2 separate regions of the Mus musculus genome follow, and region 2 is linked to region 1. A link is a loop called in an ENCODE intact Hi-C map of the cell type or tissue named here. Cell type or tissue: heart. All regions are shown on one strand. Links, peaks and the distances in the headings refer to the core of each region. The heading gives the core; the rest is flanking DNA.

The links. Hi-C counts contacts between places; a loop is a spot of excess contacts. Peaks named below come from ENCODE experiments on the same cell type or tissue, not always from the same donor. Only the 100,000 strongest peaks of a DNase experiment are listed, where the experiment ranks them.
Region 2: a loop joins it to region 1, with 1.8 times the contacts of the local background. A loop is called at or near these places in 2 of 42 quality-filtered maps.

Annotation. Positions count from the first base shown.
Region 1 is chr2:102,796,862-102,813,017 of GRCm38, reverse strand. Cd44 (CD44 antigen) reads left to right here. Exons shown (of 9, transcript NM_001039151.1): 9 at 1-1,877. Among named protein-coding and RNA genes, the nearest start is that of Gm13872, 58 kb to the right of the region's middle. In heart, for the core only: a CTCF peak has its summit at 8,772 (motif pointing left); a DNase peak (open chromatin) is centred at 7,547.
Region 2 is chr2:102,895,004-102,911,159 of GRCm38, reverse strand. It overlaps Cd44 (CD44 antigen), which reads left to right and starts at 9,495. Exons shown (of 9, transcript NM_001039151.1): 1 at 9,495-9,892. The coding sequence starts at 9,814. Gm23731 (a small nuclear RNA gene) reads right to left here and starts at 13,200; the gene lies at 13,094-13,200. In heart, for the core only: no CTCF peak of the experiment used is centred there; DNase peaks (open chromatin) are centred at 9,659, 10,139 and 11,629; H3K4me3 peaks cover 3,365 bases; H3K27ac peaks cover 1,702 bases.

The DNA.
Region 1 (16,156 bases), core at 4,773-12,772:
GGGGACTTGTGGCGCCTTCTCATAAAAGGAGAAGCCAACAGAAATGAAAGTGTAAACATCCAGCAGTAGCTTGCCACGAGGAGGAGGTGTGATGTACAACCCCCATCTCACTCTAGCCATGGCTGTGTTTGTTGGTGCTTTCACAAGCGAGTTGGTACTTAGAATCAGTTCCCTGGGGAACCCCTCAAAAAGCCACAGGACTGCCCACCACTGGGATCTTATCATCAGATAAGCAGGTTTATGGTTTAGCAAAAGGAGAATGCTGTTACCCTCATAGTTTTCACATATTGGGCAAGTGTTCATTCATCTGCCAGGATGTCCCATTGCTCCTGGATCTTCCTAGGTATCTTGTAGAATATATTAACTCTATAAAATAAGGCTGTCTCTAAAATGGAACTTCCTTTCTAAGGGTCCCACTTTTACTGTTGACTAAATTTATATGTTTAGTAGGTTTTTTTTTCCAATAAAAACAAACAAAAAAAAAAAAAGGAGAAAAAATTTTCACCTGAGTCAGGTTTGAGTTTATATCAAAAGTGGATGTGAAGATGTTCCTTAAAGGAGATACACGGACTTTCTGGCACAATTTTGAGCCTCAGCTCTCCTTACTCATATTCTAGCCTCCCTCCTTCCCTGCCCATCTCTCCCCCAGAGCCATGGCTTTCATGGACTTTCTCTTTCTCTGTGAATACTATAAGCCAGTTCCATATTTAGACACCTGGTTTTCTTGTTCAAATAGACACTAGATGATTCTTGGCTATTCTCCACTGGTATTAGAATGTCCCCTGTCCTTAGAGCTATCCTGGCCTACCACACCCACAACAGGCTCCCTGGGGCTCTTTAACCTATATGCAGCAAGCCACTCTGGGATTGGTCATAAAAGGGCTCTGTCAAGCTCTCCATGACCCCTTGATGCCCTTTGAGGGCACAAGAAGAGTCATACAAGACTCAGAGCTAAAGATAATTCTCTACCCATTCTAAAAAAGTCCACTAGTTGGGTTGTGGTAGGACATTGCTTGCCATAGTGGTGATGATTCTGGTAGCACAATCTGACTTTGAGTTACTCCATGATTTTGTAAAGTATTAGGAGCCCTTAAAGTGTTCTTTTGCCATCAACTATAAATTTCTCATATATCCTGGAGGCTTTCCTTCTCTTTGCCTTGGGTAAAAATCAAATGAGGTGAAAGATACCTTCATGTCCATATTTTGTATGTTCTAGCTAGATAAAATGGATGTTTCAGAAAAGCCTTTAAAAATCTTTATATTGACATCCATAACACCAAAAACTGTCTTTTTAGCTAAAATCGACCCAAGACTGTCACAGCAAAGTAGAAGAAACAGCCATCTTCTTTGGAAAAGTAAAATGTTCATAAGAACAGGGATTGCCCACTATGATGATAATGATGTACTGTGTCTTTGTGTAAGTCCTATGTGTTGACTTTTCAAATATAGCCAATTGCTTAGGTATGTACAATGAGTTTTTCTATTGTTCCTTTGATTTTTCAGAGACCCCCCCTTTCTTTTTCCAGTTTTTGTATATTTATTGATTGACTAATAATAATGAGGAAAACCTGATGTGTACATTACCCGATTGAAAGTGTGTATTGGAAAATATTAAAAGGTTGTAAAAAATGGAACCTAGGGTCTCTGGTGTGAAGGGTCTGGGAAGTGGAGAGGGGCAGAAAGTGATTGTCTGGATGTCTGAATAATATGGAAGAAGTCAGAGGCAGCTGGCATCCTTTGTTTTGTTTTGTTTTGTTTTGTTCTTTTATAGCCCCCCCCTCCTATTTTTCTTTGGTGTTTTTGTTTTGTTTGTTTGATTTTTGAAACAGGATCTCATAGAGCTCAGACTGGTAATAAATTCAATATGTAGCCGAAAATGACCTTGCCATTTGTGTGTGTGTGTGTGTGTGTGTGTGTGTATGTGTGTGTGTGTGTGTGTATGCGGTACATATGTGTGAGTGCATGTTTGCATGCATATAAAAAACATATAGGAGTGGACATGCATGTTGAAGCCTGAGGTTGCTATCAGAAGTCATCCTTGATGGCTTTTTTTTGCCTTATTCTTTGAGACCGGGTCTTTAAATCAAACTTAAGGCTCTTCAATATGGCTGCTCTTGCTAACCAGCTTGCTCTGAGGTTTCAGGTGAATCACCAAGCTCACCCAACATTTTACATGGGTTCTGGGAGCCTGTTCTCCACTCAGAACACTTGCATTTTAAGCACTGACTCACTGCCCCAGCCCTAGACCCTCATCACCCTGCTTCTACCTCCCAAGGGCTGGGAATACAGGTGTGTATCACCACCAGAGTTGCATCTTTTTTCCCCCTTAAGAAACAAAACAACAAACAAACATCTGCACAAGCTTCCATACTTGAGGCCAGTGTTGAGGGAGTTTGACTTTCCCACAGGAGATCTGTGGTTCAGAGCCATCTAAAATGAGTTAGATGCTGTAAAGTGTGACTTCCTGAGCTGCCTTAGGTCCCTCAGTTTAAGAGAGCAGGAAACATACCTTCATTCCATGAGGAATGCTTCTTAACCCCTATGAAGAGACACTAGGGCTGGAGCTTACAGAGAGAGTGTGTCTGGAATACACAAGGGCCTAGGACCCATTCCCAGCACTACACAGATTGGCTTGGTTGTGCATGCCAATCCCGGCTTTTGGAAGGTAGGAGCGGGGCTCAGAAGTTTAAGGTCATTCTCAGACACATTGTGAAATAGGTCCAGCTAGGATACACCAGACTCCCTCTTAAACAGAAAGGCACTACAGAAATAGAGAGCTATTCTCAAAGGGAGCTTGGGAGAAGAAACAAAACAACAGCAGTGGCTTTGAAGCTGAAGCATCATGGTTAAATGGTAACTGGTTGAAAAATTTGCAAGTGTTCAATCCTGAGTCTGTTGTGGGGGAGTTGAAAAATAACCAAAATTACCAGTTGAGTGCCACAGAGGCTCTGGAATCAGCTATCCTGCAAAAGATGAGGGAGTGGAGGAGCTTAGAGTCTTTGTAAGGGGCAGTTGGAACCCCAGCCCCTGCCCCTGCTCAATGCAGCCTAGTTTATGGTGTTTTCACATTCCCCACAGAGAAGCAGAATTCTACCTATCATCTGGAGAAGGTGAAGTAGTTAAGGGCAACAGTGAACAGTATAAATAAATCTCTCTCTCTCTCTCTCTCTCTCTCTCTCTCTCTCTCTCTCTCTCTCTCTCACACACACACACACACACACACACACACACACAGAGAGAGAGAGAGAGAGAGAGAGAGAGAGAGAGAGAAGCTGTACATATGGAAATGCTCAAATCCCCTGGCCTTCTCTTCTCTCTTTCCTTGGCTCTCAGAACACTGGCAGAGAGTCCTGCTTCCTTCAAGAAGTTCAGCCTTTCTAGGGAATTTTATAAGCCTGGAAAAATGTCTGAAGAGATTCATATGATAGCCCCCAGGGAAACTGTCAGGGATTGTTCAGTAAGAATCACCTCTCAGACCCCATCAGGCACCCGCTCTCTATGCCTCACTTTCTACATTAACAAGAGACAGAGGTACTAAGCCCTTGCAGAAAGCACCTAGCATCAAAATACAAGGACTAAAGCAAATACGATAAAGCCACTTGGAAGAGACAGAAACAATTCTTGGAGAAGGAATAAAACAAATAAACAAAAACCATCATTAGCAACCTCCGTTAGAAAACAGGCAAAGCACGAAACAAGGACAGAACACTCAGGGACGAAAGGACACTCACTGTCTCAAGATGGACCTTTCTCACACTCAAATGTGAAAGGACAGATTTTAAAGATAAGCCCAGGAGGAGGTTTGTAAGATAAAGATGAAGAAATGTTATTACAAAGGTAGTGACAGACAAATGGAAACAGAGAGATGGGCATCACCAAGACTGAGCTCTGGTAGGAAATCTCACATGCAAATCGCAAGAAAACACAGAAAGAGAAAACTATGGTGGTAGAGAGGGGAGATTATGTAAGAGACAAAACACAAAATGCCTTAGAGTTTATGAATATGAATATTTGACTAAGGACCAGGTATGTGTTAATAAAAGACAAAACCACATCAAGTCCTATTGTCTTTAACTTTTTTAACATCCTGGGGCAAAAGATGATCCTGTATTTTCTAGAAAGAAAAAGCATTATTTATAGAACCAAGCGTCAAACTAGGGCCTGCACAAAAAAAAAAAATGTAGAGCTGGATAAGATATTATGTACTTATTATCCCAGCTCGCAAGATTCAAAACAGCTAGGACAATCATAAGTCTGATAGGCCAGCCTTGGCTACAAAGAAAGACACTATCTCAAAAATAAAACCAAGCAAAAAAAAAAAATCACAAAAGAATCAGACTTCTCACTTGTCATCTTTGAAGAGAGAAGGCCAACAGACACGGGAGAATGAAAGTTTCCAGCCTAGAGGAAGCTTGCCAAATGGAGTGTACCCTCAAAAGAGCTTCCCAGAGACTTGGGTATTTCCAAGAAAAATAACTTGTAACCCACAGACTACACTAACCCTGGCTGAGTAGTAAAATCTGTGCACCTGTAGAACCCTTCCAAAACCAAGGGCCCCTAGAACTCTAACAGTAAATAGTAGGCCTTCAAGAATACACCACTGGAAGTTTTACCTTGAACTAAATGAACATCATGAAAGTGTTTTGTTTAGCCTGTGTTAAATTAAACTCATTTAACTATACTTAAAGAAAATGTGGAGGGAAATATTTCCAGGCTAGACTCTTGACTGAGCTATGATACAAAGTATGGATAAGAGGAGAATTTCAGATATGCACAGTATCCAAGCCCATTCAGTCATTCTCAGGCAACCCCCAAAGAATGCATTCTACCTAAAATTAAATGCTATCAAGAAAAGAAAGATGTGAGGGTGAAGAAATAAAGAGGATTCTTTAAATGGCGGAAGGAGATCCCAGGGGATGATGGTCCATCCAATCTAGGGGGAAATCAGTCCAAATTAGAGAACAGACTAAAAATAGAACAAATACATGGTTTGCCTCTGTTGACTCCTAATTAAAAAGGGATTCACATTTTGCTTGTATCAGCTAACTGCCGATGCAGTAAGATGAGCTCTAAAATTAGATGCTTAAAATAACAAACATTAACGTATTTCTCCCAAGTCTGAGGGTTGATTCAGTCTCTCTGCTGATCTGGGCTGGCTCAGTTGACTCATTCATGTTTATGTTGTTGATAAACTGCTTGGAGAAACACTGCCAGTCTAGGATGGTTTCATCTCGGATGCCAAGATTGTTTCCATATGTATCTCACATGCTACCAGCTGGCTTGTATAGGCCTGGCAGGGACCTAGAAAGAAAATGAATGCTTACATAGCTCCTAGTGGTCAAAGCCCAAAACTAACTTTGTATGATTCCACCATATTGTTTTGGCCAAGCCCAAACCCAAGTGCAACTTAGATTTAAAGGAGAGAGAGAGACAGAGACAGAGACTGAGAGACAGAGAGAAACAGAGAGACAGAGACACACAGAGAGATTGATTGATTCTGTCTTCCAGTGGGAAGAGCTATAAAGATACCTTCCAAAGAATGAGACAGGAGGAGACCAATTACAAGGCCTTTTAGTACAAACAGTTTATAGTGGGTGTGTTGAAAGATTTTCATGGCTTAAGGCTACCTCTGATATTTATGTTTATGTTTATGTTCATGTTTTTGTTTCAGAAACACCATTTAGGCCATAGCAGTAACATAGCATGGAAAACCATGAACAAATTCATAAATGCCATTCTATTGGAGAAGAAGGAGCAGACACACGCAAGTATGTATGTTTGGGAGTATCCAGAGCATTATAAAGATCACGAGCACTGGTGTCAGGACTAAAAGCTGGGTTTTTTAATATTGGTTCTTTCACCTACTTAGCAGTCGGATCCTGCTTACATTTCTTAAATAACTGGAGTTGTAGTTTATCACCCGAAATAAAGAGTGGGCAGGAAAAGTGTCCACGGCTAGGGTATTAGGTAAGGTTCTTAGTGTTATCTGGTGTGTTATAGGCTCTCAAAATGTTAATTTCAAGGCTGAGGAGATGGTTCATTCAATAAACCATCTGCTGTCCAGGCACGAGGGCCTACCTGAGTCCACATCTCCAACATCCAAGTAAAAAGCCACATGTGGAGGTACCCCAACCTCTGGGACCCCCAGTATAGGCAGATCTCTGGGGCTCACTGGTTAGACGGCCTGGCTTAAAGGACTTCCATGTTCAGTAAACGACCCTGTTTCAAAATCAAGGTGGAGAACAATCAGAGATGTCAAGAACCTTTGAAATCAATCTCTGGTCTTCCCATAGGTGCATACAGCCATAGGAACACATTCATACAATACAAACACGCAGACATATAGACACACACACACATATGCACACACATGCATGAGTACACAACACCTACTGACACAGACACACAAACAAACATACACACATGAATTCCTACCTGCCATGTCAACATTTATACAGTAGGTCTTTAGTTTCTTCCTTCCCCATCCCTTCTTGTTTCCTGAACTCTGACCCTAATTGTGTGGTTATTAACTTAGGGTGACTATATCCATATTATTTAAAGATCTAAGGCACCTTGTGAGGCAAGCTCATTGATTTTCACAGAAGAGCTTTTGTTTTCAAAGCAAGACCTAAGAGCAAGGAGTCACCAAAGCAAACATCTGGTATCCTTGATGAAATATCAGCCTATCCAAGATGTGGCTACACATTAACCAAAATTGGGCACCAAGCTGTGGCTTTTGATGTCATCCTCAGGAAGTGTCTTACCCCACCTTTACTCAGATTGAGCGCACTCCCCCTTCCTAGTACCGCCTTGACCGTGTCCACCTGTCACTAACATAGTTCAATCTTATCAGTTTCCCCATTGTCCTCTCTCTTCCACTTTGGCAAACTTATTGAGAACAGGCTTTGTGTTTGTACCTCCAAACGGGAACAAACATCCCAGCTCAATTATGGCCTCCAAAGTTACTATCTAGTACTGATCACTTATGAATGTCTGTGTTTATACATTCAACTAGTGATGAAGAAATCCTTATCCCATTTTTAATGGATGAGTCAGCTAGGAACACAGAGAAGTATATTGTAGTCTCCAAACCACCCAAGTAGAAAGTGGTAGAGTTATGCTGGAGTTCTGACTTCCCCTGTCTCATTGCCTATTGTCATAAGTTTGTTAACTTGAATTTGTTGATATTAAGAGATCATTTTCAAACCTTATAAGCCAGGCCAACACTCCAGAGCTCTCTGTGGGAGTCAAAGAGTCTTCCTGAAGCATAAGTGAAGATATGTACCATGTAGGCTATATTGACGAAGGAGTTTATTTAGAAACCTATAAACACCTCCTAGATGCTGTATTTATTGGAAGAAGGAGGATCAGGTCATGTGGAAGTGTGGGGAGTTGTGCCATGGTGGCCCACGCAAAGGGTCATAGAGTTAGGAAGTCTGATCCAGCACCCTGGCCTCGGGCCCCACTTCTTGCCTCTGCTGACATCTAGTCTTCAACACCAGTAGTTTGTTTGCTTGTTAGGGCTCCCCATCTCCCGCCCCTTCCATCCCACCCTCCTCAGGCTTCCAGACTGCTGACCTCATCACGTGGTGACTGCTGTTTTCCAGCAGCTTCATCCAAACCACTTCCTCCATCCTCACCCCCGGAGGAGAAATGGCAAAAACTCCAGGAAAAGCAGCTAACATCTAGTTTTAGCATGACCGTCTTTAAAGTCAGACCCTGGGTTCAAACCCAACTTTGCCATACTTTGTTTACTGATGTGTATCTTAAGTAATTTAGCAATGATGTGTCTTCATTTTCTCATCTGTAAGATGGGAATAGTCATTTCTATCAGAAAGATATCTGGGAAATTGAATGAGACAAAAAGACAAAATTTGATAGGAGCATATGGCTTTTCTGTTTCTCATTCCTCACACCAGAAGTGCTGACACCCTAGTCTTCTCACCCAGATACTCAAATAGCTATTAGAGAGGAAACAGGGACCTCTCTTGTTTTCTGGGGAGTGTGGAAGTAGGCAGGTATGTTACTGCTTTTTATTTTATTTTATTTTATTTTATTTTATTTTATTTTATTTTATTTTATTTTATTTCACAAAGGCCTTGCCAGAACTTGGTGTCCTCTAGATGTAGAGAGGAGAGAACGGCTACCCATTCCAGGGCCCAGCCTCCTCAGAATCTAGGCAGACAATTTGGAATTTATCTGCTTAGAAGTGGGGAGGCAGGTTTTGAGCAGTTGGAGACCTGAAGGAAATTCAGATTTCTGATGAAGTCAGTGGAGTTCTTGAGAGCTTTGCTTTTTTACTTTCTCCCTCCTATCACTTGAAGTCTCCTCAAGAAATAGAGAATATCCAGAAAAAGATGTCAGAAAGATAAAAGGAGAAGGGTGAAAAGAAGAAAGGGATCAAAACAGTTATCCAGGAGCACTCAGATAACGGTTGTTTATTAAGTCTCATCTGTGAACACAGTAGCCACATAAATCACAGTAGCTGTAAAGCAGTGGGTTTTAAAAAACAAATTTCTAGACTAGCTGCTCTTGGCTTCTCTTCTAACTGTTTGAAGCCAAGGTTTGGGAAACCACTGAAGCTCAGAAATACAAAGCCCGAGTTGCAAAGCCACTAGTGATGCTGGAGTCTCTCTCAGTGCTGGAGCTTCTCTGAATCAGAAAAAAAATCCCTGATACCTGGGTTCATGTACCTCCTAGAAACTGTCATTTCTTTGTGGCTTTAGGCCAACTTGTTGGCTATTTCTGGCCTGTTGATAATGTGCCCTCTAGTGGAAATCCCAGAAACCTCTCTTTGATCTTTGTGGAAGTTGAATGCTATTTGATTTCAATCCTGAATCCTCAAGGCAAATCTAGAAAGAAGAAGGAAGGTGAACGTGGGGATCCTTTCACTAAAGGCTTGTGTGGAGAAGCAGTGTTTCTGGGTAGTCTGGGCTCAAGCATTCAGATAGTGTTCCATCTTCTGGTTTAGTCAGCATCTTGTATTTGAAAAGGATTCACAGATCATGGGGGAAAGGAGACAGTAAGCTCCAGCATGACCATCATTTGCCCCCTATCTGCTAATTTCTAGACATTTTCTGGTCTATTTGGAGACATCCTTATCCGAGGAGTACAAAGAAGAGTAGTCAAGTGACTTTTCTGAGGAAGATACAAAGAAAGATTTTGACCTGTGACTGATGACCCTGGGCACTGGTTATCTTTCAGGCACTGTCTTAGACATAGTGCATACCAAACTTGAGTTTCTTTCAGTAGATACAGACAATAGAATGTGGTTTACAGAGTTATGAGGACAAAACACATTGATGTCTTAAAGGTCTCAGAATATTGTCTAGCAAGGAGCACTCTGTAAGCACACACATTAAAGTGAGAAAAGTAAAGCAAGACACTGAGCACCTGAGATAAAGCTCCATTTATCCTCATCCTACAGATAGGAAGAGCCAGGCACAGCAAGCATGGCCACTCCACTAGAAAGGGGCAGGGCTGAGCTCTGCATGAACAGCCTGGGACAGAAAACATTCTTTGAACTCCTACATCACTTTGTTTTTATTTGAACACATCAAATCCTCTTTGTGAGGGTTGGTGTGAGGGTGCAGTTGTGTAGGGGGTACATGTAGAGTCTAGAAGTTAGCCTTAGGTGTTGTTCTTCGGGACACCATCCATTTGGGGGTTTTGTTAATGTTGTTGGTTTGTATGTTGTTTCATTTTGTTTTGACGCACGGTGTCTTACTGGCTTGGAGCTCAGTGATTCAGCTAGGCTGGCTAGCTAACAAACCCCAGTGATCCACCATGCTCGACCTTTTATAGTTTTTACTGAGTTCTGGGGATGAGACTCAGGCCCTCGTGCTTGCACAGCAGCAAGCATCTTGACCAATTGAATTCTCTCCCCATCCCTTTAACTAACAAACCAGCCCTCTCAACAGAAGTATTTTCATTGTACTTCCCAAAGAAAGTTGGTGTCAACTCTAATAAACCATTAAACAAATTTCAAGGTGATCAAAATAGATAAAAATGACTCTAAAACAAGATTTGCTCATTAGACAAACAGGTGAATTATAAGTGGGTGGTCTGATTTCACTCCTGTTGCTGGGATAAAATACCTTGGTGAAAAAAAAAACAACTTAGGAAAGAAAGGGTTTACTTTGGTTTACAAATCTAGATTACAGTCCATTGTTGTAAGAAAAGTCAGGGAAGAAACTCAAACATCTAGAAAAAATGCATCTACAGTCAAGACAGAGATAAATTGATGCATATATTCTTGCTAATTTACTTGGGTTTGCTACTGTCATACAGTTTAGGATCCCCTGCCTAGGGAATGATGCCTCCCATAGTGAACTAGATCTTTTCACATCAATTGACTTAATTAAGTTAATCCTCCATATATAGTCCCAGAGGCTCACCCAATGTGGAGAATCCTTCATTGAGACTTTATTCCCAGTGATTCCAGGTTGTGTCAAGTTGATAGTTAAGGCTAGCATTCACAGTGTAGTACAGATAACATGTTAAGTTGTATTTGAGGATCTGATCAACACTCTGCTAGATTAGGCTCTATGTTTTCACTTACAATTATCCTTGTGGAAAGTTGAATTTGCTAGAACAAAATATAGAATCAGTCAATAAAGATATAAGATATAGCTTATTTTTATTTTAGTAGGCTCTTAAAAAGTTAACATTAAAGGTCAAAAAGTATTGGTTGACTTTATTTACAGAGTAAGATAAATAACTAATATCTACCTTCTGGAAAATTTTTTATGTCCATTTATGCACAAATGATCAATAACAAGAAACATTAGATAGAAGGAGAAGAGAAACCTAGCTCCCTGGCTCCTTCAAATTGTTTCAGGGATCTGAATAGTAATGCAGTGTCCGGATGCCTGTGGTGTACATCATAACTGAGATTTAAATAGGAGTAGATCCTTCAGACCATGTGACCAGAGGCTAGGATAATGTTACTGTGGCATCATTGGGGATTTAAGCTCAAATCATGCTCAAAGTGTTTTCTGTGCCACAAATAAATTCTAAATATTTTAGCAAGTCCAATAGTGGGTTGTACTTCAAATAATGTCATTGTGGCTGAATAGGCTGAGATATCCCACCCATCTCCAGCATCTAGAGAAATGTGTCTTAAATGTATTCCTTGGTGTATAGTAATGTCTGATAAATTAACACAGAGGCAAGATAGGGATAGTTATTTTTATTTTGCATGATAAGTTAGGTGTTAGTTTTGCTAGGATGAATATCAATATGAAGTGGTGCAATTGTACTTGTTATCCGGGTCAGAATAGGGGCTTTCCAGGAGAAATTAATGTTAAGATAGTAAGACTGGTTGAGTTTGCAGTAATCCTGGGGAAATCCAGCCACAAGCCAGGTGGAAGCTCCTTTCCTCAGTGACCAGAGATGAACTTCACCCTGAAAAACCCAGAGGCTGCAGGATCTACCGATCCTACCCTTCTCCATGGGGAGTGATCATGGCCCAAGGAGGATAAATGTGATTGGCACTCAAGGATGGAGGGTTGGGAAGCTGAAGAGCTGTAATAGGCAGTAGTTTCACTGTTTGCATGGGGATTAGGGATGGCCCAGGGACCAGGGAGGCTATGAGGGTAGTAGTTAGAGTTAAAGGAAGAGAGATAAGGCAAGTAGTTAAGAAGAGATGAGGAACACCTCTAGCTCCCCACTCTGCCCACACCAGTAGAAGCACACACATAGCATAAGCACTCAGACATACACCAAGACACACTACATGTCAAACGCATATGTGAATACGTGGATATACACAAGCTTTCTGACTTTGGGGTAAAGAACTGGATCTCCTTCCTTGCCCACACCTTTACAAGAATTACATAAAGCTTTCAATCAACTAGTAGGTGAGTATTCCACTCTTACAGTTAGGTTCACATTCTTTGTCATGATCCAGTACCTAGAACTGCCTGTCACATTGATGCTCAGTTAGATTGGATAAGTACACAAATGAATGACAGCCGGAAACACTCTAGATAGCAGGAAAAGAGAAACCAATTCACTGGCTGTGCTTTAGGGCTCCTCCAGGCTCCCCGAATGTCTGGTTGCTTCCAAACTAAGTCATAACCTACGACTAAAGTAGAATATGTTCTGCAGGTTAGTTATCATGGTGTCACTGAGATGTCAAGGTGGACCTAGCTAGTGGAGTGATGACATGCGTGTGCTTCTTCTAAGGAAGAGGCAGCTCACCCTGGCCTAGAGACAATATGAACGAGAATGAGCTGCTGCTCCCATTACAGAGGAAGTGAGTGGTTGAGCTGAGATGACTTTTTTCTTCTTGTATCTTTCCCTTTCCTTTTCCTCCCCCTTCACTTTCTTCCCTTTTCCTTGCCTCTTTTTGTCTTCCCTATTCTACTCTACTCTACTCTACTCTACTCTACTCTACTCTACTCTACTCTACTCTACTCTACTCTACTCTATTCTATTCTATTCTATTCTATTCTATTCTATTCTATTCTACTCTATTCCACTATATTAATCCAAGGTTTCGTGTAGCCTAGACTGGCTATGTAACCAAAGACAAGCTTGAACCTCTGATCCTCCTACCTCCACTTTCCAAGTGCTAGGATTACAATATTTGCCACCACAACCAGTTTTATGTGGTGCTGAGGATCCACTGAAACCAGGCTTTCTTCATGCTAGACAAATACTATACCAACTAAACTGCCTTCCCAGTCCCCTATCTGTAGTTAAACTACACTCATTTATGTATTTTCCCAAAGGAAACTCCAGTCATGGCAATGTGTCAAAAGAATGCAGTCACACAAATGCAAAGACATTGGCAAAAGAGACCTGAGAGGAAGATCTGAGCAGACTTGGATGGTAGGGATTGCACAGGCAAAGAAGCTGTCTGAAGTCAGTGTGGGAAGCTACAACTTAAAGTGTGGGCTGAGTGAGGGCCTCTAAGACAACTTTGGGGTTGGAGAGATGGCTCAGCGGTTGGAACACTTACTGCTCTTCCAGAGGACCTGGGTTCAGTTCCCAGGACCCACTTCAGACAGCTCACAACCACCTGTAACTCCAGTGCAGAGGCTCCAACATCCTTTTCTCACTTCTGTGGGGCATTGCATGTATGTGGTCACTTAGACTTATGCAGGCACATACATGTACACCTGCAACAGAAGATGAACAAACCATTCTGGGGAATTTGCTTTTAAAGGACTGCCTAGTCTCTCAGTGGAAACTGCAGGTGCTTCTGGGCCGGAGGCACCAAGGACACAGAGATAATGGGATGTAGAGTGAGTAAGGAATAGAAGTTATCCTCTTCTTGGGACTTAGTGTCTTTAACAAAAGCAAAGAGTAGGTAGGAAAGTCATCACTGAAGCCACATCGAGGCTGCATCCAGTAGCAGACCTGGTAGATGGATGCTGTGGTGGCTGCATCCTTCGAAGTTAATCTGCCTCTCAGAGTCCACGTTTCTCAGAAGACCTCTAATCATCACCTTACTTAGGCGACACTGAACATGAGGACATCTTACTTAATGTTTTCTGCCCAAGGGTTTTTTTCAACTTGTCAACAGGAGCTAGGAAGGTCCCTAGGCATTGAGTGTTTAAAAATTAAATTAATGGACATCTGTCTGTCTGTCTATCTATCTATCTATCTATCTATCTATCTATCTATCTATCTATCATCTATCTATCTATCTATCTATCTATCTATCTATCTATCTATCTATCTTCTATCCTCTCTTATCTACCATATATTTCTATCATCTCTATCTATCATCTATTTGTATCTATCTTATCTATTTGTATCTATCTCATCTATTTCCATCTATTATCTGCCTACGTATCTACCTACCACCAATAATTCAAGTATCTCTATATTTATGTCTATACGTAGACTACTGTATAAAAACATGGACAGCAAATGCTGGACAAGAGTATGCTCTGTCTGTTCTACGTGACATTTTCCTAAAGTAAGATCCCAGCTAGAGAAAATATTTATCTCTTCAAAGAATGGTCATCCCAAGGAGTAAAACATGAAAATGTATCATTAGATTGTGGTAATTATGGAAGTCAACCCATCTGTCACTTTAGTTTTCTATAAAATGGCTGATTTTTAATTGTTTTGTTTTGTTGCATTTTGGAAGGGGTTGTTACTATTGTTCGTGAATTCTGATGTTTATTTGTTGATGTTTTGAGACATGGTCTCACTGTGTAGCATTGTCTGACTTGGAACTCATTATGTAGACCAGGCTAGTTTAGAATTGGCAGAGATAGATCCATTTGCTTCTACCTCCTGGGTGCTGGGATTAAAGTACACAACAACACACCCAGATTAGCTTAAAAATAATCTTAATTTTAATTTGAAATTGATACAGTAAAAATATTTTTGTCTATGTGATTCTGAAGTTTCTGCCAGCTTTGGTAAACCTTGGCAGATCTCATCATCTTAGCAGAGGCCATCTCTCCTACCTTCTCCTGGGTCTGTCTTGCAAGGAAGTCTTCATGTCTATCCAACATATTATCTTCTTAGACATCATTTGTGACTAGTGCCTAAGAAGCCTCTTACGTTGTTTTATAATGAACTGACTGCAGAAAAAAATATCTAAGCTGAAACAAAAACTGTTCTTTATACAATATATTTTGCTCAAGTTTTCCCCTCCCCTAACTCCTCTCAAGTCCTCCCCCACCTCCCTATGTAGCACACACCCAGCTGTTCTCCTCCGTTCTTCCTGTGTGGTCTCTCTTCTGGTCTCAATCTCTCTCACTCTCAAAAACAAACAAGCAACAAACAAACAAAACCAATAAGGAAAAAAAAATCCTCAACAAAAAACCCAGAGAAAAAAGAAATCACTGAGTTCCCTTTGTGTTGGCCACCTCCTGCTGAGCAGGGCTGCTGCCATATAGTCTGTTTTATATACCCAGCGACAGAAAACAAAACAAAACGAACCTGATTTCCCATTTGCCAACAGACATCTTTTGCAAATGTCTGCTTGGTTCCGAGTGGACCCCCCCGCCCCCACATGCCCACTACTCTGTCTAAGTGCCGGGATCCCATCTGACTTGAACTCTGCTGGTCCTATGTGTTGCCACCGTGCCTGTGTGTTTCTATGTGTGTCTGTCCTGTTGTGTCTGAGTCAGCCACTGCCCTGGGTCCGTATACTCTTTTTGCTTCCTCTACTCAATTGATCCATGATCCTTTCAGGGTTGGCTTGGATGAAGGCATCCCATTTAGAACTGAGTGCTTCGGGGGGGGGGGGTGTCTCTTTCACTCTGCTCATCATCCAGCTATAGGAAGAGACATTTTTTTTTTTTAGGCCTGTGGTTGTAGCTGCTAGCATATGAGGGCATTTCATTCAAATATATTAATAGGGCACAGTGGTTAAGGACACATGTTGCTTTTCTAGAGGACCACATGGTGGCTCACGATTGGCTGTAACTCCAGTTACATGCCCTTTTCTGGCCTCCAAAGGCATTGCACACACATATATTCTGACAGCACTCATACACATAAAATAAAAATAAATAAATAAATCTCTAATCCCAGAGATGGCTCAGTCGGCATAGTGCTTTGTGAGAGCCTGAGTTTGACCCATAGCACCTACATAAGAAGCTGGGTGTGCTGATGTGCACTTACAACCTAAGCACTGGGGAAGCAGGGATTATTGGAGCCAGCCTAGGTAAACTGGAGAGTCCCAGGTCCTAGTGAGAGCTCTTGCCTCCATAAGGTAGACAATGCCTTCCCTCCACATAGACATACACAGATATCTGTTCATACATGCACATACACACATTTACATCCCCATACACCGCTGAGTACACACACACACACACACACACACACACACACACACACACTACTCCTTTTCCAAAAGAAGAAATGCCACAGAAACCATGGATCTCAATTAGAGAAGTCACCCATGCCTTGTTCTGGCCTCTGGAGACATACCACACATGACATACTTTCACACATACACACATTTAAATAAAAATAGCAATACAAATGAAAATCACTAAAAATAATATATTCACTATTACTTTATTATTATTTATTTATTATGGAGCAACTGATAAACTCCAAGACCAAGGTGCTCTCTCAAGTTTCTTACAAGTTTTGCTCTTTGGAGCTATCAGGAGAGAGGTGTGAACATCATCTGAGTGTGAGCATGATGCAGAGGAGAAAAGAATGAGAGAAA
Region 2 (16,156 bases), core at 5,452-13,451, 97 kb before region 1:
CATAACACAGTAACTCTGGGGAGTTTCAGAGAACAACTTGAAGGAGACTGTCCTCTCCTTCCACCGTTAGGGTCCTGGAGATTGAACTCAGGCTGTTAGACTTGGTGACAAGTGCCCTTTCCCACTGAGTCACCCAGCTTCTCATCCAGTACATTGCAAACTGCCTTGAAATATTGTTGGACTTTCCTAATGTGCTATGGTTTTGTCGCTTGCTTGCTTTAGGTTCTTGACTACTTTAGGCTAATGAAATGCTTATGATTTCCAAGTCAACACATAAGTCACAATTACCATAGCATGGCGGGAATCATCCTTGGTGTTAATCACTGAAATCACTGAAATTTTATTGTTGTTATTGAGGCATTAACCAGACCTTCCTTTCCTTTCCTTTCCTTTCCTTTCCTTTCCTTTCCTTTCCTTTCCTTTCCTTTCCTTTCCTTTCCTTTCCTTTCCTTTCCTTTCCTTTCCTCTCCTCTCCTCTCCTCTCCTCTCCTCTCCTCTCCTCTCCTCTCCTCTCCTCCTTTCTTTCTTTCTTTCTTTCTTTCTTTCTCTCTTTTTCTCTTTTTCGAGACACAGTTTCTCTGTTGTAGCCCTGGCTGTCCTGGGACTCACTCTGTAGACCAGGCTGGCCTGCCTCTGCCTCCTAAGTGCTGGGATTAAGGTGTGTGCCACCACTCCCCTGCTAAGACTATTCCACCTAATACAATTTAATACTCTCTCATGATCAGATTATTCACTGTGCTCGGGATTTTTAGCTCATGTCATCGTGCATGACAGGCAGTGGCTATACCACTGAGCTACCCACCTAGCACCTGTGTTACCGTTTTTGCATCCTGTAAACCTAATGTACATTATTAATCCACCAAGGAACTTTTACCCATTGTATGATAAAGTCTCAATGCCCTTCTTGTAACTGTGACCTAAGAAGTCACCATGAGCATTTAGGTTTCACCTATTTAAAAGTCTTTCCATTGCAACCATCATTGAATCCAACCCCCCCCCCCCCATGGCCTGCAAAGCTAGCTAATGTTTGTTTCTTCTCTCTGCTCCAGTCACATGAGCTGTGTCTGCCTCCAAACCAACTAGAACCCTCACAGAAACCTTTGCATTTGCAGTGAACTTTGACAAAATTCTCTCTCATCTTTGTGCAAATGTGACTCAAGCATCACCCCTTCAGAAACAACCTTCCCCAGACTATTATATCCTGGGACCATTTCCTCAACGATAAAGAGAAACTAGCCTGTCTTTGAGCTGTTGGAGCACTAGTATCGAGAGTACGGCCTAGAATATAGAGGTGATTATGAAATACTCTTGACCTAATGAAAATCCCGGCATGTTAGCATGGATCTCAGCCACTTTCTTGGAGGAGAGAAAGCAGGCTTCCTTCATCTTTGTTTCTCAGTGCTTAGTCTGTGCACTGCACACTGATGCACTCCAGTTGCTGACGAGATCTGTCACATTCCTATTTGATGATTGAAAAGCTTTATGTTCCTTCAGATCTTGGTGGTTTTATCCCTGCCTTTTATCCCCTACCTTCTTATACAATCACCACCACATTCAACCTAGTTATCTTTCTTCCTTTCTCCTCCCCCCTCCCTGCCCACATCCTTTCTTGATTGAGTTTAGTTCAACAAATCTCTTTGTCAGCCATGTAGCAGCATCTAGATTCAGGCTTCTGAGGTCAAGGAATGGTATCCAGCAATGATACAGGCTTTGGCATGGCTTCTCCTAGTCCTATAAACCCTTCCTTTTCCATAAGTATTGATGTTAAACCCCATCAGGACTTGGCTGGAGGCTCACGCCTCTGCATCGGAGCCCAGAAGTTCTACCCTTTGGGTGTTTCGAAGAGAAGCTGTTACTGTCTGCCAGGTGGAAGGTTTTGCCTTTGAAATAGATTATTAGGCATGTCCAGGCAGAAAGGGGCTCTCTGACAAAGGCTTTGGAAGACAGAAGATCTGCTACTCATTTGGATCAGCTTGCAACTGTAGGCAAATCTCTTTGGAATCTAGTTTCTGTCACAGTACAGGAGAGACAATGAAGTTCTTTGGGTAGAATGTGACAAAGTTAGGAGAGCTGAGAGGGAGCCAAGTCACAAAAGGAGCAAGAGAAGACCTATGCCATACAGTCCAATCCTGACATTTAGACCCAGCAATGGGAGTCTCTATGATGAACTTGAGCCTTTTTACCATTCAGTAGGTGGAGTTATAGTCTCATATCCATTAAGTCTTTCTGGTTGTAGGTAACAGAAACTAGTGTGGGCTAACAGAGGCAGAATGAAGGAAATTAGTGAGAACGGTCTGGGTGTCCCACAGCAGCCAAGAAATCTGCAAGGTGTCAGAACTGAGGGAATATTTTCTGCTTGTCTCTGACTCTCTGCCTTACTTTTTCTCCTGCTTCTCCATAAACATGGTTGGGGGTATATAGCTGTCCTGTAGCCTTTAAGCTTGTGTTATGTATGATCAGCTACACTGTGCTTCCAATTTTCATGAAGAGCTCTAACATGGCTAGACTTGGATCAGGCTGTGCCACTGGAATCATTCGGCCATGCTCATGGAAAATGGGGAGTCACATCATAAAGTTACAGAGTCAGGAGAAGGAACTGTGTCTTACTGATTGAACAACAGTAACAACAGAAACAAAAAGAAAAAACCCAAAAATTGTCCTGCAAGAGGGTGTTCATGTCTAATTTGGCCACACAGCTATCTGGTGATGATTCTATAGGGGAAAAGAGATAGCACTCCACAACTTCAGATTGGCTAATGAGCAGTCAACATCTGAGTCTCTGCTATTAAATAAGCCTTCCACGTTTTATGAAAGCTGTGAGAATCAGCATGTTTTGCCCTCCATGTAACTAAAACCAGTCCATTTCCCCATGTGATATTTTAAAATCATGATTCTCCTCCCCAACTCTATCCCACATCCCCACTGACCCAACTCCATGCCTTTATTTCTCTTTCTATCACTCTTTAGAAAACAAACAGGCTAACAAAAACAACAAACAAATGATAGCAAGGAAGAAAAAGAGGGAGAGGGAGAGGTCACAGAGCAATATGAGACAAAATTATACAGCAACACCATTGAGCTAGTTTTTTGTTGGCCATCGACTGCTGGGCATGGTGCCTACTTTTCAGTGTGGTTAATACATCTAGTGTGACTCTATTAAAGAGAACTAACTTTTATCTTTCGTAAATGAAACTGAGTAGAATAAAAGTAAAGTAAATACTAATCTGGACACCATTGGTTTAGTGGTTTTGCCAGATCAATAATTAGGAGGGAACAGAAGATTTCTGTCTTTATATTTCTTAATGACAGGATATTTTGTTAAGTAAGATAAAGGTGTGATTTTTGAAACAGTTATATGACCTTTCAAGGTTCAGGGATGTTTGTTTATTTGTTTGTTTAAATCTGTAAAGTGACAAGCAACTGTCAATAGGGTTTCTGTAACAATTTGCTAACTTTGGGCTGACTGTGGTAAGACTAACTTTCACAAGCCTGACAATAAAGGTGTTTGTGATAACAGAAAATGGTGCTAATGGTAGTGGTGATATTGACAGTGATGTTGTCAATGACAGTAATGACAATGTATATGGTGGTATGATGGTAGCTTTGTCAAACTGACACAACCTAGAACCACCCGTGAAGAGTCTCAAATAGGAGTTGTCCACACTATGTCTATGGCATGCCTATAGAGGATTGTCTTCATAAGCTAGTTGATATGAGAAGACCCAGCCCACTGTGAGTGACACCACTCCCTAGTCAGGGAGAACTGAACTTCGTAAGAGTGGAGAAATCAAGCTAAGCAAGAGCATGCAAGCAAGAAGGCAAATGAACATGTCCACATTCGTTTCCCTCTGCTCTTGACTGTGGATATGCTGTGACTAGCTGTTTGAAGTCTCTGCCTTCTCCACGACGATGGACTATGACTTAGAAATGTAAGTGGAAATGAATCCCTTCCTCCCCTAGTTGTTTTTTTTGTCAAGTTACTTTATCACAGCCACAGAGACAAAAGCAGGACAATGGGAATGACTTAATGATGGTCATGATAGTAGTGAAGCTGATGATAGAATGGTGGTGGTGGTGGCAATGGCAATTGTAGTGGTGATGGTGGAATTGTTATGGCTAATTACTTAAAAACCAAGAATGTGTATAATGTGCCCACGGTTTAGTAGTTGTATAATGCACACATGCATGCATGCATGAATGAAGATGACAAACAATTTAAATCCTATACTCAAATATTCACATTTCTAAGTTGGTTACCAAACAACTCTGGGGTCGGGTGCTCTTTTCTTAGCCCCAAATGGTTTACATGAAAGCCACTTTGTGACTGACATGGCCAATTTAGAATCTAGGCTCCTCTGTTCCCATGGCATTCCCAGAGTACTGCAGTCACAGCAACTACTTAGTTTGTCATAATTTGAAAGCTTTATTAATCCTAAAGGCCCAACTCTGTGATCTCTTCTAGCTGAATAATAGCCATTCAAAGTTATTTATTTATAATAAAGATTCACCCCCCAGTTACCGGTTTGTTAGACTCTACTAATGATTATTTCATGAGAGTTTCTCATTATTGCTCATTTGCGTGCAAAGAATTCACCCTGTGACTGTGAACTAAGACTGGATTGCATTAAGAGTTCAACATTAACTGGAATGGTACATTTACCTTTACCTTGACTCACCAATTCTTGTCTCTGAGACAGTGTTCAATGTTTGTACCATTCCACAATCCATCTCTGGTTCTCCTAGCCTTGCCCTTCATACTTTCACATTTGGTCTGATTTTTTATTTTTCTTTGCTTAAGAAGAGGAGATATATTATCATTCATCAGAAGCCATCAGGCCCTCGTGTTTCTATAAGAACATCTAATCTGCTCATGTGACCAGGCTCCTCTGCAGGCTGCTAAACTGGCCACTTTACAGAGAGTGCTGTCTGAATGAGTTCAGCAATCCTCAAGTTGCCTAAATGGATCTACCTATGAGCTCATGTGGCTTCTGAAACACCCCATAAGCTGTGATGGGAAAAAAGAAGGCAGCAATTGCTCATGCATTTATACAGTGCTTATTTATGGATCATGATAGATAAAGCCAGAGTCTGGAATACGTCAGCTACTGCAATTGATGTATAATCATGTCCCTGAACACAGGCAGTTCATAGGATGGTAAGTGATTGCTCTCTCCACCAAGCAAGACCCCAGAGGCGGGTCCTTATATCTTATTTTTCTTAGTATTCCTAAGCTATGAAAATGGTCTCCTCACCCTCATTTTGAACCCAAATTTCCCAGAGGTAAAGTCACTGATGTTCAGACTTGGGGCTTTCTCAGCCCAAGGCTGATGACTGCATTCTGGCTTCTTTCCAAATCCTGTGATCTCATGACAAGCCCCACCAATTCAAGCTCTTAGTTACAGTTTCCCACATCCATGTTTTGGCATATAAAAGATGACCGATGCAATGCACAACTGATAGCAAACACCTGAAGTAAATTATTTTAAGGATTATTGCTTTTATAGAGGTGCAAAGGAGAAAGAAGATGGATAAGACCCGGTGGCCTATGGTGTGAGTGAGGTGTTTAAAAAGGGGATAACAAGAGACCCAGAGATAATCCAGGAATTCCCAAGGACTAGCCTGACTTAGTCTATTATTGAAAATGAGTCATTTGTGGCACCAGGGCAAGCTGTCTCAACCCCTCACTGAACTATCGGGAAGAGACAGCCAGCCCTTCCCCTATGGGAGAAAAATCCTAATAATAATTTCTACAGAATTTGCATGTCTCTCTGCAGCTTGCAGCGCACTTTCAGTCAGCTCCCCCTTATCTTCTTCCACACACCTTTGGGCAGTATTGTTTACTGAACAAGTGCAAAGCACACCAACAAAGCAGGTCTGAGGTTGTTTTTCTTTCTTTCTTTCTTTCTTTCTTTCTTTCTTTCTTTCTTTCTTTCTTTCTCTCTCTCTCTCTCTTTCTTTCTTTCTTTCTTTCTTCTTTTCTTCCTTTCTTCCTTTCTTTCTTTCTTTCTTTCTTTCTTTCTTTCTTTCTTTCTTTCTTTCTTTCTTTCTTTCTTTCTTTCTGTTTTGTTTGTTTGTTTTTCAGAATCTTTTGTCAAAATGAACTCTCTCATGGTATTCTGATATAAAAAACTGACACACCATGTCATGCAGGCTGAGGGACAAGGGAAGAACATAGCTCACTGTGAATCTTCAGTTTGGCCTCTGTCCTTTTCTGAAGGGCTCCCAAAGGAACCCCGGGGTTCCACAAAACATCCTTCCTAGTAACTACCTATTTCCCTTCTTTCCTCCAAAGCAAGTATGACAAAAATTACTCTTCATTCATAATTCCCCACACTCACTAGGATGTTTAACCCAAGAGGTGGAGGCCTTTATAATTTGAAATAAATGGTCTCTAGGTCTCAAACAACAGAAAGGCCAGCTCTTTCCACCTACTGACAAATTCTAAAGTGCTTCTGTTCAGATGAGGCTGAGAGGTGTCTTCTCCGTCTCAGAAAGGCAGACCGTTGAGTCACACTGCCCTGCCAGGCACAGACTGGCTAGATAGTGGTCCAGTGATTTTTGTAGCCCGATCACTGCTATCGATGTCTTTAAACATACTACCATAAGGCTCTCCCTTATTGAAAAACCCACAATGAAGTTGTGAAGGGGCATAGCACTGTGAATTAACTAAATGCCACTTTTCTGCACTTGCATGTATATAAGACAGTAAACTTAAGTGTGTTTCACACAAAAATCATTTTCAAAACATTAAATGGCTCTCGGCTTTCTATAAGACTAAGTGCAAAGTTCCTTGAAGTTTACAACCTGGCCCCTTCAGAGTTCTCTAGTCATTGTTCTTGCTGCATACATTCAGACTCTTCATCTGATATAATATTCAAGCCATATATATATATGTATATATATATATATATATGTATATATATATATATATATACATATATATGTGTGTGTGTATATATATGTGTATATATATACATATATGTATGTATATATATCATACAAAATACACATGTGTACAAACATACATGCATAGACACATCCAGTGTTTAAGAGATGCAAGGCTTTCAAAGCTGTTCCTTCATTGTCAGTCCTATGAAGTGAACACTACTATTGAACCCGTTTTTGTATTCAGGGAAATGGAGGCATATAAAAGCTCTTTGCCTATCTTGAGGCCATAAAGTAGTAAGCAGCCAGAACAGGACTGAGAGATAGGTACTCTAGTTTTGAATGCCTGTTACTCCTCAACAAGAGAACTCCCTGCGGGGGACCTGTCCCAGCAATGTCTCAAGGATTCATTTTCTTTCCACACCTTGGCCCAAAGTATCATCTTTCTTGAGATGTCACATTAGTGTTTCCAAGAAAATATTGTGACTTCTTTCCTCGGACTGCAGGACTGGTGGCATCCTAAACACACACACACACACACACACATACACACACATACACACACACACACAGAAAGAGACAGAGACAGACAGAGACAGAGACAGACAGAGACAGACAGAGATAGAGACAGACAGAGACAGACAGACAGAGACAGACAGAGACAGACAGACAGAGACAGACAGACAGAGACAGACAGAGACAGACAGAGACAGACAGAGACAGACAGACAGAGACAGACAGAGACAGACAGAGACAGACAGAGACAGACAGAGAGACAGACAGACACAGAGACAGACAGAGACAGACAGACAGAGACAGACAGAGACAGACAGAGACAGACAGAGACAGACAGAGACAGACAGAGATCCTTCTCAGCAGATCACTTTCAGAAAACCCAAGCTTCATATGCAACCTTCAGAAGATGAATTCCCTTATGTAAAATGGCTCAGTATTTACATATAACCCACACATATTCTTCTAATCGCTGCTGCATATTTGTAGTACCTAACAAAGTGGAATGTCGTGTATTATATATGTGATACATAGCAGTTAAGTTGTGTGGTTCACAAAATAGTCAAAAGCAAAAAGCTTGTAGATACTCGGAACAAATGCAATTCTTACGAATACTTTTAGTCTATACACAGAAAAAGCTGGCTGAAAAATAAAATGATTATTTTTAATCATTTTAACAGTTATTAATTGTGTGTATGTGGCAGGCCTGTGACAGGTAGAGGACAACTTGCCTAAGGCACCATGTGGGTTCCAAGGATCTAACTTGTCCCATGCTTGGCAGCAAGCACTTTATCACTGTGCCATCTTCCCAGTCCTAGCTGTAGTTTGCAGTATATTTTATACTGCAGCAGCCACTGGCTTGTGTGGGAGCTAGTGCCTAGACCAAACCAGGATTGCTTCTCTTGAAACCCTCTGGCACTCATTACGTGCTTGATGAATAAATGGATGGACAGGTGGCTGTGTACATTTCTCTCACTTTCTCAGTTTCTTTCAGTAAATCCCAAAATATCATTTTCCTTCAGAAATTCTGGCATGATTCATTCCGGGTCCTGCCCTGGCCATGCCTTCTGTGTTTCTCATTCAGCAAGAAGTCCACTCAGATTTAGTTCACATTAAAAATAAACAGAGCTTTTGATATCCAAATTGCAACTTGCAGGGTATTAGAGAAGATAGGGAATTGCAATTTTACATACGATTTTCCCCGATTTTCAGCCTTGAGATTTCTCCCTTGAAGACTATGGCAAATGTGCATCCCTCTTTGAAATGTATCAAGATGTAAAGGGGAATTTGAATGTATTAAAGTTTGCAGCAAAGAGAATATAAAATGTAAACAAGAAAGAACAGTTAAATGTGTGAGTGGATATGGGGATGGGTAGAATGAGAGACGGGAACCATGTATGTGCGTCGGGATGGATAGGAAATATGATGAACAGATATGAGCTGAGGAGGGGTGTGAAAAGGATTGAAAAGTTGTGCAGGTGGGCGAATACAAGAATTGGTGGGCAGGTGTAGTATGGCTAGATTAGTGCATTTGCAGAAGGAAGATGGGTGGACAGAGGAATGGATGGGTGGATTGTGAGTCCGAGAAGGATTTAAGAAATTGGTAGATATTTTGAGAGCATGAATGAAATGTGTTGAGCACCCTTGGGTTTTCCCCGGATCAAAGATCAGATGAGCGGTTTGGACTTCTCTCAGAGGGAAAGAGGAAAGAACACTCCCACAAGTTCCCCACTTTTCAGTCCCCACCCTGGCCAGGAAAGCACTCTCCACTAGGATGGATCTCTCCCTCTCCCTCTCTCTCTCTCTCTCTCTCTCTCTCTCTCTCTCTCCCTTCAGCCTCTTTCTTTCTTCAGTTCCTCCCTAAGATAAGTCCAGCTTCCTCAGCTTCCTGGGAAAACCAGTCTTTCCCTAGCCAGGTTCCCAAGTTTAGTGGCAAAGGAGAAACTGGAAGATTTAACTGAGAGGGGCGAGGTCTTAGAACTCAGTCATTCTCCTTGTCCCAGGCAGCGCTTCTCATAGGCTGGTAGGCTGGGCCAGGGTAGGAAGCCTGTGGAGTGGCCCTGGAGAACGTGGGCGCACGGGGGCTGGGGGGGGGAGGGGGGCGGCCATTCTCTTCTGTCCAAGAGAGCAGGGCAGGAGTGCAGGGGCAGTAGCGAAAGCAGGCTGGTGTGTCTTTAAACTTCCGTTGGCTGCTTAGTCACAGCCCCCTCGCTTTGGGTGTGTCCTTCGCGCGCTCCCTCCCTCTTAGGTCACTCACTCTTTCAAAGCCTGGAATAAAAACCACAGCCAACTTCCGAAGCGGTCTCATTGCCCAGCAGCCCCCAGCCAGTGACAGGTTCCATTCACCCTCGTTGCCCTTCTCCCCACGACCCTTTTCCAGAGGCGACTAGATCCCTCCGTTTCATCCAGCACGCCATGGACAAGTTTTGGTGGCACACAGCTTGGGGACTTTGCCTCTTGCAGTTGAGCCTGGCACATCCACATCAGCAGATCGGTGAGTGGCCCGCCACCGCGCCTGAGGACTCCAGCTGGATGCCTCTGGGTTGAATCGCCCTGGGGAGGGACTGTAGTGAATTGGGCTAGCAAAGCAAAGCTGGGATTTGGGGCTATGCTATTGGAAAGAGTTTACGCCTGGGAAGTGCTGCTTTGGTGAAAGGAAAAGAGAAAGGGAGAAGAAAGTTTGCTGGGCAAGTTGCCCGCAGATTTTGGGCGAGGTCCCCATGCTTGCTGGAGCACATGGCTCAAAAGTAACTGTACTCTTGGATGCCCGCAGCCTCTGTCCCGACTAACAGGCTCTGGTGCTCAAGGGCTCCCCAAGCCTGGCTAACTGTGGCTAGGCAGGTAGAGGCAGACACTGGAACAGACCTGTAGAGCACTCCCCAAGGTGTGCACATAGCTACAGGCCAGAGATTGGGCAATGAGCTTTTCAGAAAGGAGCCTTGAAAAGCTGAAGACAGTGGGTCCCAGCTTTGACTAGTTTTCGGGGCTCTTAAAGTCAGCTTTGGTCACCAACGGCTTTATTTTAGCTTGTGGGAGTTTGAACTGGTTTGTGTGAGGCTCTGAGTGGCCTAAAGGTTCCAACATGGACCAAGGAGGACACATAACCGGAGCAATAATTCGACCAGCCGCGCAGTGCTTGCAGTCTAGGCAAAGTCAAACAGCAACAGGGTTCATATTTGCTGCCTGGCAGCCTCAGAGCAGGAGGGGACCTGTATCAGGGTAACCTGTGAACTTTAGCGCAGTCCCTAATATCCCATCTAAATGTGGTTGGTGACTTTGGTGGCTGTGGAGAGGAGGAGCTTGGGCCAAATATCCAGTATGGCTCATTTTCAAGCGTCCCCCCTCCTTTATCTATATATGAACAGATAATTCCACGAAGGCTTTGGTTATCATCAGCATAGTTAAATTTTCTTTGAAGAAGTGCCAGCTAGGTCATTAAGTCAGCTCAGACTTCAGTGAGTTCCTCTCAACAAGAATTACTAAATCCAGTTCTGGGGGTAAGGGGTGCCAAACTGGGTTTTTTTTTCTTTTTAGACATGGTACGTTGGGATTAGAAAATCGCACCTCCATTGTTGAATGTTAAATTTTGAATGCTGATGCAGAAGTAATGCAAATAATAATTGCAGTAGGACACTATTGGCCATTTGTGTGTGTGTTCTTTGCTGTGCTATGTTAGGTAATTCACATAAGCTATCTCATTTTATCCTCATGGTGATTTGGTGACAAATGCTCCCCCCAACACCTTACCAGTAGGGAAACAGAGGCTCAGAGAGGTTAGGTGACTTCCCCTAGTCACACAGCAAGGAGTGGGGCTGGGTGTGAACTTGGGTTCATTAAGTTCCCTAGCTTAGACTGCCATGGGATATCTAAAAGCAAGTGCTAGACAAAGTTGAAAAGACCTTCAGGGACAGTAACAGTCTAGCCAGCAGAGGCTGCAGTGGAGGCTCCCATAGGGAGCCAGAGCTCCTAGGATCCATTGGAAGGCAGAAACATTCAGGATGGATGAGGGAAGGACAGAGAGAGCCTGGACCTGACCTCAGAGGACAGGAGGAAGGTTGGCACACTGCTCCCACCTTTGTTGGGGCTGAGGAGCCGAACTCCCACATTTTCCTGGCCTGTCTCCCGGCTATTCTAAAAGGTCTACTCCCAGATACCTGTTGCCCTTCCAACCCCCCCTGGAGTCAGGTTCTGAGGCCAGCAGGCTCTCTTCTGCCTTGGGGTTTCTACCTTCTTGTTGTACAGTGTGGCTCCAGGACAAGTAGAGCTGGTGCCAGTAGCAGCAGCTCCATGGACCCTGGCTTTCACGCCCTTGTAAAGCCGATGAAGGAACTGAGACTCTGAAATGAGATGTGACTTAGCACAGGATGTGTGTGAAAGAGAAAGGGGAGGGAGAAGAGAGGCATCATGGTTGCCCCATTCTGGGAGTGACTGGTTTGGGAAGATGATGAGGAAGCACTGAGACCAGCAAAGTTGCTGGTGGTGGGGCTGAGGGTGGGGAGGGTGGGGAATGGAGGTGGAGGGGCGTTGGGGAGGGGTGGCGTAAGAGGAGGAAGCATCCATCACTGTGCTGGCAGTCAAACGGTAGAGAAGTGGTGGAGGCCTAAAGCAACTTCTCCCCCAAGGGAAGAAAGTGGCCCTAGACCAAAGGCAGAGGGGACAAGTGTCCACTTGCATCTCTCCTCTCCCTTTCCAAAGATCGTGGTTAGGAAACTGTACCTCTATTGTTGAGGAAGATGGGGTTCATCTGGGAGTCTTGGGACTTGGGGACAGCAGGCACCGTTCTGCTTCCTCTGAGCATTGGCAGTTAGAGTGTAGGCTAGGCCTTCCCAGGTGAAGAAGTAAGGAAGCAAGCCCTGTCCTTGCTGAAGTATCTCCATTCACTCAGTTACTCCCGGGTACACACAGAACATCTATTTCCTTCTAAAATACAGTGAGGAGTTAATGTGTTGGGAGACTCTGGCAGCTGAGGAGAAAAAAAAAAATTCTATTTTCTGCCAACTTCCCCTTACGCAGGAGGGGATGCTGGACCACACAAAATTCCTAGTCTATGACAGATCTCCTTCCATTCATTCCCTAAAAGTTTCCTGATTCACTGTCACAGACTCAAAAATGGGAACTTTAAAGATCACTAAGGAAAAAAAACCAACCCTTCTTTTCCCCCAGAGGAAGCAGACCATGGGAGACAGGGATTGGTGAGTTGCCTGTTCCGTTAGGGTGTGAGGACATCTTTGAAATACTGAAGTCTCTGGAGTACTGTGGGAGCCCCAGTGTTTCACCTGAAGTGGTGAGGAGGAAGGTGCGGTCAATCTGGGGTGTGGCATAACATTTTTAAAAAATATTTTTATTAGGTATTTTCCTCATTTACATTTCCAATGCTATCCCAAAAGTTCCCCATACCCTCCCCCCTCCAACTCCCCTCCCCACCCACTCCCACTCTTTGGCCCTGGCGTTCCCCTGTACTGGGGCATATAAAATTTGCAAGTCCAATGGGCCTCTCTTTCCAGTGATGGCCGACTAGGCCATCTTTTGATACATATGCAGCTAGAGTCAAGAGCTTCAGAGTACTGGTTAGTTCATAATGTTGTTCCACCTATAGGGTTGCAGATCCCTTTAGCTCCTTGGGTACTTTCTCTAGCTCCTCCATTGGGAGCCCTGCGATCCATCCAATAGCTGACTGTGAGCATCAACTTCTGTGAAAAATATGGAACGCTTCACGAATTTGCGTGTCATCCTTGCGCAGTGGCCATGCTAATCTTCTCTGTATCTTTCCAATTTTAGTATATGTGTTGCCGAAGCGAGCACGTGGTATAACATTTTTAACACTTTCAGTGCTACCTACACACTCATCACAGTTTTGTATTTTATGGCTCAATATATTCAGTTTGAGTTTAAGAATTATGATCACCATATCTTACCCTAAAGAAAAATGGTACCCAAGACAAACCTTTCTTGTTTCATATGACTCTTGAGCATTACTGAAAAATTAGAAGTACCCTATTTTTCATTTATTTATCTATTTGTTTATTTATATTCATTCATTAATTTATTCACTTTATATCCCGATTGCAGCATCCTTTCTCCTCCCAGTCTCCCCTCACATACTTCCTCCCCCATACCCCTTCCTCCTTCTCTGAGAAGGGGAAGGTCCCCCTGGGTACGAACTCACCCTAGCACATCAAGTTACTGCAGTACTAGGTACATCCTTTCCCACTGAGGCCAGATAAGGCTGCCCAGTTAGGGGAATGGGATCCACAGGCAGACAGCAGATTCAGGGATTGCCCCTGCTCCAGTTGTTTTTGAACACACATGTACACATCTGCTACATATGTGGAAATCCAGCCCATATTTTCTGGTTGGTGGTTCAGTCTCTGGGAGCCTCCAGGGGTACAGGTTAGCTGACTCTGTTGGTCTTTTTTTGGAGTCCCTATCCCAGAAGGACCATAATTTTAAAATCCTAGCATATTGCTAATGCCACCCAGTATCCAAAACCCGTAAGAAGTGCCACTCACTGCTCAAATTCAGTCAACAGTAGTTGTTTGTTTTTTGTTGCATGGCTTTGCAGTGGTCTCACACATTGAGATTCTCCTAGCACCGTTTTCTCGATAATGAAATCAAGGATCCAAGGACACAGGAGTAGAGTTGAGGTGCCCCATCATCTACCATCACCCCATCACTACCTTTGGAGGATTCTGGAAGTAGCCGGTGGTCTCTCACTGTTCCTGCCTGCTGTACTCAGCAGAGTGATCACGAATAGCCTCTCTCTCTTGCCTCCCTCCAGAAGGCTGTAGGCTCCTGGCTGCCCTGCCTTGCCCTCCTCTGTCCCATCTTTCCCAGGACTCAGCCACAGCTGTTAGAGATGCCAACCTAGATATTTATTGCTAAAATAAGTCCATTTCCTTATCAGAGTCCAGCTGCCCTTTTAGACATGCTCTCATTTCTAGGCTTGGCAAAAAGGGAGAGGCTGCTCCTTACCTAAGAGACAAGTCAGGGCAATACCCCTTGCCTGCAAATTAAGAAAGGTCCCACAGACACTCCTGTGCTGCTCTCGGAGGCATTTTGGATGCAGTGACCCATAGAGAACTGCTGTTATATACTCTTTAGATGGTTAAATATACTCACCCCATTTGAGGGGAAGTCTTGAAATCCCAGGCAGTGGGTTGACAGGGCTTTCTAGAGAAGTTACAGCTCTTGAACCAAAATCCACTGAGAACCTCTAGAAGCAAGTGGCTACCCAACCAGATAGACTCAGTTCCACTAAAAAAACAGGAGGCATGTGTGTGTGGCAGGGCTGGGGGATGGCTTCCCCAACAGCCTGCCCTGGGGTTGCTTGCCGACAAGGTATGAGTTACATTAGTGTTTCATGAGGACCTCCATTTGAGCAACTCTAACCAGAGCGTTCGTGGGAAATGACTCTTGTGAAAGTGTGAGCTGAAGCAGGTGGCAGCTGTGTCTTGGCCCCGCAGAGTTTTTAAAGGGACTCTTCTCTCCTTCAGAGAGCGATTCTTGGGGTTTGTACCAGAAGCTGATGACTCGGTTTACTTTGTGCCTCTGCTTGAACGAGGACACAAGCGGTTTTTTGAGGAGGGCCTTACATTTGAGCCCAGATTTTCATTCACTTAGTGGTCTCACATTTTTGTTAAACATATACTTCACTGAAACTCAGTGACAGAGTGTTTACCTAGCATGCATGAAGTCCTGGCTTCAACCTCCGTCACTGGGGAAACAAACAAGTAAACCAAAACCTAAAAGCAAACAACCACAAGAAGAACAAAAACCAAAATCAAACCAAACAAAACCAAAAAGCCCATCCTAGCTCCAAACTGGCCAGTAAGGATTTGGGGAGCCAGGACCGATAGTGAGAAATGGAAAAGATGTTTCTGCTACCTGCCTTCTGCAGCCTCGTGGGATATCCTGAGGGATTCCATCTAATCAAGGATTAGATCTCACTCACTTTTATGGTCCCAGATCCCAGTGCAGATCCACAATGACGACCAGAAATGTTGGACTGAAAAGAGTGTCTGAAATAGAGAAATAAGAATTTTCATGTATAAAGGCAGGCTAGCTGACACACTAAGTGTGCAAATATGCTTGTGTATGACAGCACGCTGAGAGTGTTGACATTCTCCACAGTGTGTGGAGAAGGTTTGGCTGGCCAACTGCTTATACAGGGGCTTCTATGTCCTCTTCCCAAGCAGAGAGGTTGTCTCTCTGTGCTTTTGGTGGCTGCTGGCTACGGGGTGGGTCTAAGGAGAGGGTTAGTGGATGGCTGGGAATGGGTTGATGACACCAAACTCACACTTAAACCTCAAAATGAATCACTGTCCAGCAGCAGTTTGCTCTGAGAGCTGCTGGTCTGACACTAGGAGTCCTTGAATCAGAGACTCACAGACCCTCTGAATCACACTTGGTTCTGGCAGGTGGAATCAGCAGGGAGTGATGCAGGAACACTTCCCAGAACACTCTTATATCTTCTATGGCTCACTATCAAAATGACACTACTGTATCCCACTAGTGCCTAATCTGCAGGAAGCCTGGCAGCTAACAGGGCACCCAGTGGCTTCCTCTGCAATGAGCTTGCCCAGCACGAAGTTGCTCAAGCCTGGAGTAGGTCCTGCATTCCTTAGAATCGCTTGTCTACCAGTGCTCAGAGACTGCCAAACACAGGATTTGGGGATACTGTTATGGGGGCTAGACTCACAGAGCCAGAACTCCATGAGGTTGGGGTGCCCCAGCTGCCTGGGTGTGCCCGCCTGGTGCA